Linked DNA regions of Homo sapiens: region 2 is linked to region 1. Evidence: chromatin loops called from intact Hi-C (ENCODE). Cell type or tissue: ascending aorta. All regions are shown on one strand.

Region 1 (2,500 bases):
TTCCCTCTCTGATCATCATTGCACCTGTGAAATAGGGAATGCTTCACTGGCGACTGTGAAGGGACTTAACAATTTAGTTGTTAGATATCACAAGGAAAGGCAAGAGGTTGCAGGGAGCAGAGCAGAGGCTGGGAAGGAGCTGAGCAGAGACAGAAAGAGCTCAGCTTAAATTCTGGGGTCTGGGACACCTTGAGCATTCAAGCTTTTTGAGCCTCAGTTTTTGCATCTGGAAAATGGGGCAATAATAACTCCTGTATGCACTCAACATACATTAAGTGCTCAGAATATAGTATGTGCTCAACATAGGCATTATTATAAATAATAATGGTAGGGAGGCAGGAAACAGGTGCTCTAAGGAGAAGTCTCTCAAGGTTATGAGGAAATGCTTGGCTCCTTTCATGCTATCATTAATAACAGCAGTTCACGCAGTAGCCATTGATTGACTCATTAATGTATTCATTTATTCAGCATCATGTGTGCCAAGTACTGGGTCAGGCCCAAGCTGGGTGGGTCTGGGGTGATTTTAGACCAAGAAGAGCCGCTTTGAAGTTACACCTACATTTATTTTGGCTGGATCTCCCACTCGGGCTCACCTTTGTGGAGGGCTGAGCCTGACTGAGAGGGTTTCCTGGGGCTGGGGGGTCTGCGAAGGTGGGGCGGGATGGGGAAAAGTGTGACCTTACCTGGAGCCACACACCTGGGAGGGCGAGCGGTGGGGCCGGGCGCCTGCGCAGTGGAGCTCCGCGCCTGGAATACTGCCGACAGGTGAATGAGCCCGCGGCTGCCCCGCCCTTCGACAGGTGAATCACCGGCGCGCGCGGCGCCCGGAGCCCGGATCGCCCGGAGTGGAGCGGGCTCAGTCCTCCGAGTTGGGCTGTGGGAACCACTCCCTACACGCCCTCCACCCCCCACGAGTCTCTTTCACGGTCTCAAATACTCAAGTCCTTTCAAGGATGCCCCCAAGCTGTCACCCCACCCATGGATCCCCCAAGACCCCCCCACCGGCAGCAGACGTTTCCATAGACCTCGTCCCCATCTCCTAGTCCTCGCCTCACCCGCCGTGCCCCCCCTAACTAGGTCTGCGCTCCCCCCTCCGTCTCCCCCAAAGCTTAGGCCGTGGGGCGGGGCGCGGGCTGGGGCTGGAACCGGCCCGACCGGTCGGCGGGGGCGCGGGACGCAGAGCGTGGGAACCCGCCCGGGGCGTCGGGAGGGGGCCCGCGCGGGTCGCGCCCTGCCTGGCGGTGGGACCAGCTATCCTCGGCGCCCAGCGCAGCGCGCCCCCTCCCGACGCGCGGTCGGGGCCGCAGTGGTCGCCCTGCGGGCCTTGGAGGAGGGGACGGGAGCTGTGCCCTCCCCTCCCAACGCCACCCGCACCCTTGCTTGCTCGGCCGTGCCCCGACCTGTTTCGCTGGGGGCCGGGGTGGGGGGGATCTTGCGGGTGACGCTAAGGACTGAGTCAGCCGCTTGTTGAGTTCAGTCTCAGGCGTCTGGGACAAGCCGGAGGGAGGACAACCGCGCCAGGGGCGGAGGGTGGGGGGATAGAGGGGGGTGAGGGTTGGCAGCGTCGGGGGGCGGAGCTTGGACTCTCTGGCTTCTCTAAGCCCCTCCCTCTGACCCCGCTAGTGCCCCTTGGAGATTTCCAGTCTTAAGACCAACCCCTCCCAGTTCCAATTCCTCACACTCCTTGGTGGGCTTGGGGAGGGGGCTGCAGGTTGAAGGACCACCCCCCCAAGATGAGGGTACCAACAGTGGTGTCAGTACCCCAACCCTCCACCCTCCCATCCCTGCATAAGAGGCTATATAAGTCCCAGAGAAGGGACTTGAGGGTTTGTGGGAGCCCTGCTGTCTGTCCCTGTGAGTGAGAGTTGCTCATTTCCGCGTGGGATGCTGTGGGTTGGTGTCTTGAGTGCTGGCCAGGCCATGGCGTCCAATTGGTGTGTCCCTCTGTGTGTGTAGCTGTGGTTTCTGGGCCTGTCTGTGTGTGCCTGCGTGGTTGTGTCCTGGGGTCTGAGACTTCTTTTTTTCCTTTTCCTTTTTTTTTTTTTTTTTGAGATCGAGTATCGCTCTTGTTGCCCAGGCTGGAGTGCAGTGGCTCGATCTTGGCTCACTGCAGCCTCTATCTCCTGGGTTCAAGCGATTTTCCTGCCTCAGCCTCCGGAGTAGCTGGGATTACAGGCATGTGCCACCACACTTGGCTGATTTTTTGTGTTTTTAGTAGAGACGGAGTTTCTTCATGTTGGTCAGGCTGGTCTCGAACTCTTGATGTCAGGTGATCTACCTGCCTCGGTCTCCCAAAGTGTTGGGATTACAGGCGTGAGCCACCGCGCTTGGACATGGGTCTGAGACTTTTCATTTGCTGTTCCCTCTGCCTGGAATGCCGTTCCCCAGAAAGCCCCATGGCCCCCTCCTTACCTTCATATGTCTGTGAAAATAGAATTCCACCTCCTTGACCCCATCATTCTATCCCCCTTAACCCTGTGGTTTAGCTTCCTACGGCTGC
Region 2 (2,500 bases), 240 kb before region 1:
ACCATGCCCAGCTAATTTTTTTTGTATTTTTAGTAGAGATGGGGTTTCACCATGTTGTCCAGGCTGGTCTCAAACTCCTGACCTCAAGTGATCCACCCCTCTTGGCCTCCCAAAGTGCTGGGATTACAGGCGTTAGCCACCGCACCCGGCCCCTTCGGTACTATTCCTACTTGCAGCTGCTGGGGTCCTACCTAGATCTGTACTCTGGGCTCAGTCAGACCCACTCACAAGCCCACTTGAAGGGCATTCATGAGCCTGCAAAGGGGAGGGTGGGGCTATCAAAGCCCCCTCTCCTTGGAGGTTCAGAGAGGACAGGGGCTGGTTGAGGTGACACCTCAGGAAGGGGCAGAGTGGGGACTTGACCTCAGGCTTCTTGCTTCTGCTAAAGGCTGCTCCCCAGGCACTCAGCTCACCCACGTCTGGCTTGTAGTGTCTCAGGGGTGGCTGCGAGACAGAGCTGGCTCTGAGGATGGCTAGGGGTGCAGGAGGCACTGGGGTATAAGGAATCAGCCTACGGATGAGAGGAGCCAGGTTTGGCACTGCCCTGGCCTTGTCCTTGGGAGGGAGAGCTATGACCAGTCTTTCAGTGAATAACTGCGAGGCAGAGGGTTGGCGGTTAGGGAGTGATTGGGAAGATCTTGGAAGCCTTGCCTTAAGTAAGGATATGCAACATTAGGGCTAGGTCTGGGCACTGGCGCTGCAAGGCTGTCGTTAGAAGCCTGCCCCCTCTCCCTAAGTGGGCAGGAGGGGGCGGGTGCCAGGTTGGGGGCGGGGCAATGTTCCGATTCTAGCCCCACCCAACTGTCAAGGAACAGCTGGGGACAATCGGAGAGAGAAGCAGGCGGTGATTGAAATGTGTTGCCGGCCTTGTGGGGTTCCCTAGGTCTGCGGAACGGCACCGTCGGGGGACGGTTGGATAACAGGATGATACTGGAGGGATTCTTGTGGTTGGAGATCAGGTGTTTTCCAGGATCCCCGACTCGGAGATGGAGACTTTCCGGAAAGGGAATGGGGCAGGGTCCTAGGGCAGGTCCTAGCTCCGCCCGTCGGGGCTCTTAAGAGTTTTGACGTTGTTTAAGGGGGTCTGAGTGAGGCCGGAAGATTCCCATCCTAGGGATAGAGATGTCCGGGGACTGGGCTGGGGCGGCGGTTAGAGGCCGCTGGGCGCCCAGCGTGGGTGCATCCGCTAGCCAGGGCGCGCGACAAGCTTCCAGCAGCTGCAGCCGTCCGCCCTCAGGGCCCAGACGAACGGTTTCGCTCGTGGCACTCGGCGCTCGGCGCTCGGCACTCGGCAGGCCAACCTGGGCGCGCCCTGAGGGGCGGGGCGGAGCGGGTTTGGCGGCGGCGGCAGCGGCACTCGGCACTCGGCGCTCAGCTGCTCCCGCCTGGGGCGGCCGCCCCGCGTGCGCCGGAGCCAAGATGGCCGCCTCCACCGCCCAGTGCCGAGTGACAAAAGCGGAGAGCAAGGCGGCGGCGGGGCCGCGCGCGGGGGGCGCCCGGGAGCGCGCGCCCGCGGGGGCGCCCCCGCCCAGCCCCCCGAGCCCGGGCCCCGCGGCACCCCCCGCGCCGCCGCCGCCGCCCCCACCCCCGCCGCCGCCGCCACCACCACCGCCACCGCCACCGCCGCCGCGGGACGGGCCCAAGGCCGAGCCGGAGCCGGGGCCCGGGCCCGCGTCCGCTCCCGCGCCCGGTAAGAGCCCGCGCTTGGGAGGGTGTGGGGAGGGGAAGGTCGGAATCCCGCCTGCCGGTGCCGCCGCCCCCGACGCCTTCCGTCCAGTCTGCGGGACCCCCCCCTCCCCCAGGCCCTTTAGTTGTGTGGGCCCAGGGCCTTCTGTCGCCGCTCGCAGGGTCCCAGGCCTCAGAAACACTCCTCCGCCGCTCCTCGAGACCTTTGCCCCGTCTGACAGATGTCCCTTGCCCCCTTTGGAGCCCCGGGAGCGTCCCTTGCCACGGTTCCGGTCCGTCCGGTGCGGAAACTCACTTCAGCCCTGCCCCATCTGACAGACGCGCCCACCCGACCCGGAGACTTTGACAAAGTCCTCGGTGCCCCAGTCCTCAGCGCCTACTCTTTGCTTCTGCGAGACTCAAACTGAGCATAGAACCTACATGGCCCCCTGCCCCGTTACATCCCACTGAACGCCTCCAAGGCCCCATTTGGCACAGTTCCTTCATCCTTTGCTCTGAACTCTAAATTTGGAGTTCAACTGGCCTCCCAGGCCCCTTTGAACAACTAGACGTGAAAATTCACCCTTGGTTCCCTCTGCCACACACTCCTCACCCAGGGATGCTGCGGGCCTGATAGATGTCTCAGAAACTTAACACAAAGTTCTGTGATTCCAACTCTTTCTGTCCGAAGTCAGATAGCTGTAGGTGCAGACACCTTACCCCACTTAGGGCCCAGCTTGTGATCAGTAGGCCACCCCTGGTCCCCCATTGTCTCTGCAGCCCCAGCTGTCTTGTCTGGTGGAGATTCCTCACAAGTGCTGTGAAGCCACCTCCC

Evidence for each region. Peaks named below come from ENCODE experiments on the same cell type or tissue, not always from the same donor. Only the 100,000 strongest peaks of a DNase experiment are listed, where the experiment ranks them.
Region 2: a loop joins it to region 1, with 1.9 times the contacts of the local background. A loop is called at or near these places in 4 of 110 quality-filtered maps.

Annotation. Positions count from the first base shown.
Region 1 is chr19:15,194,507-15,197,006 of GRCh38, reverse strand. All of the region lies in intron 2 of NOTCH3 (notch receptor 3), which reads left to right. Among named protein-coding and RNA genes, the nearest start is that of NOTCH3, 5.2 kb to the left of the region's middle. RefSeq lists enhancers at 1,441-1,941, 1,942-2,442. In ascending aorta, a CTCF peak has its summit at 1,401; DNase peaks (open chromatin) are centred at 864, 1,496 and 1,886; H3K4me3 peaks cover 2,115 bases; H3K27ac peaks cover 2,500 bases.
Region 2 is chr19:15,431,624-15,434,123 of GRCh38, reverse strand. All of the region lies in intron 5 of WIZ (WIZ zinc finger), which reads left to right. Among named protein-coding and RNA genes, the nearest start is that of AKAP8L, 14 kb to the right of the region's middle. RefSeq lists a silencer at 1,253-1,492 and an enhancer at 1,879-2,477. In ascending aorta, no CTCF peak of the experiment used is centred here; DNase peaks (open chromatin) are centred at 743 and 1,303; H3K4me3 peaks cover 1,958 bases; H3K27ac peaks cover 1,841 bases.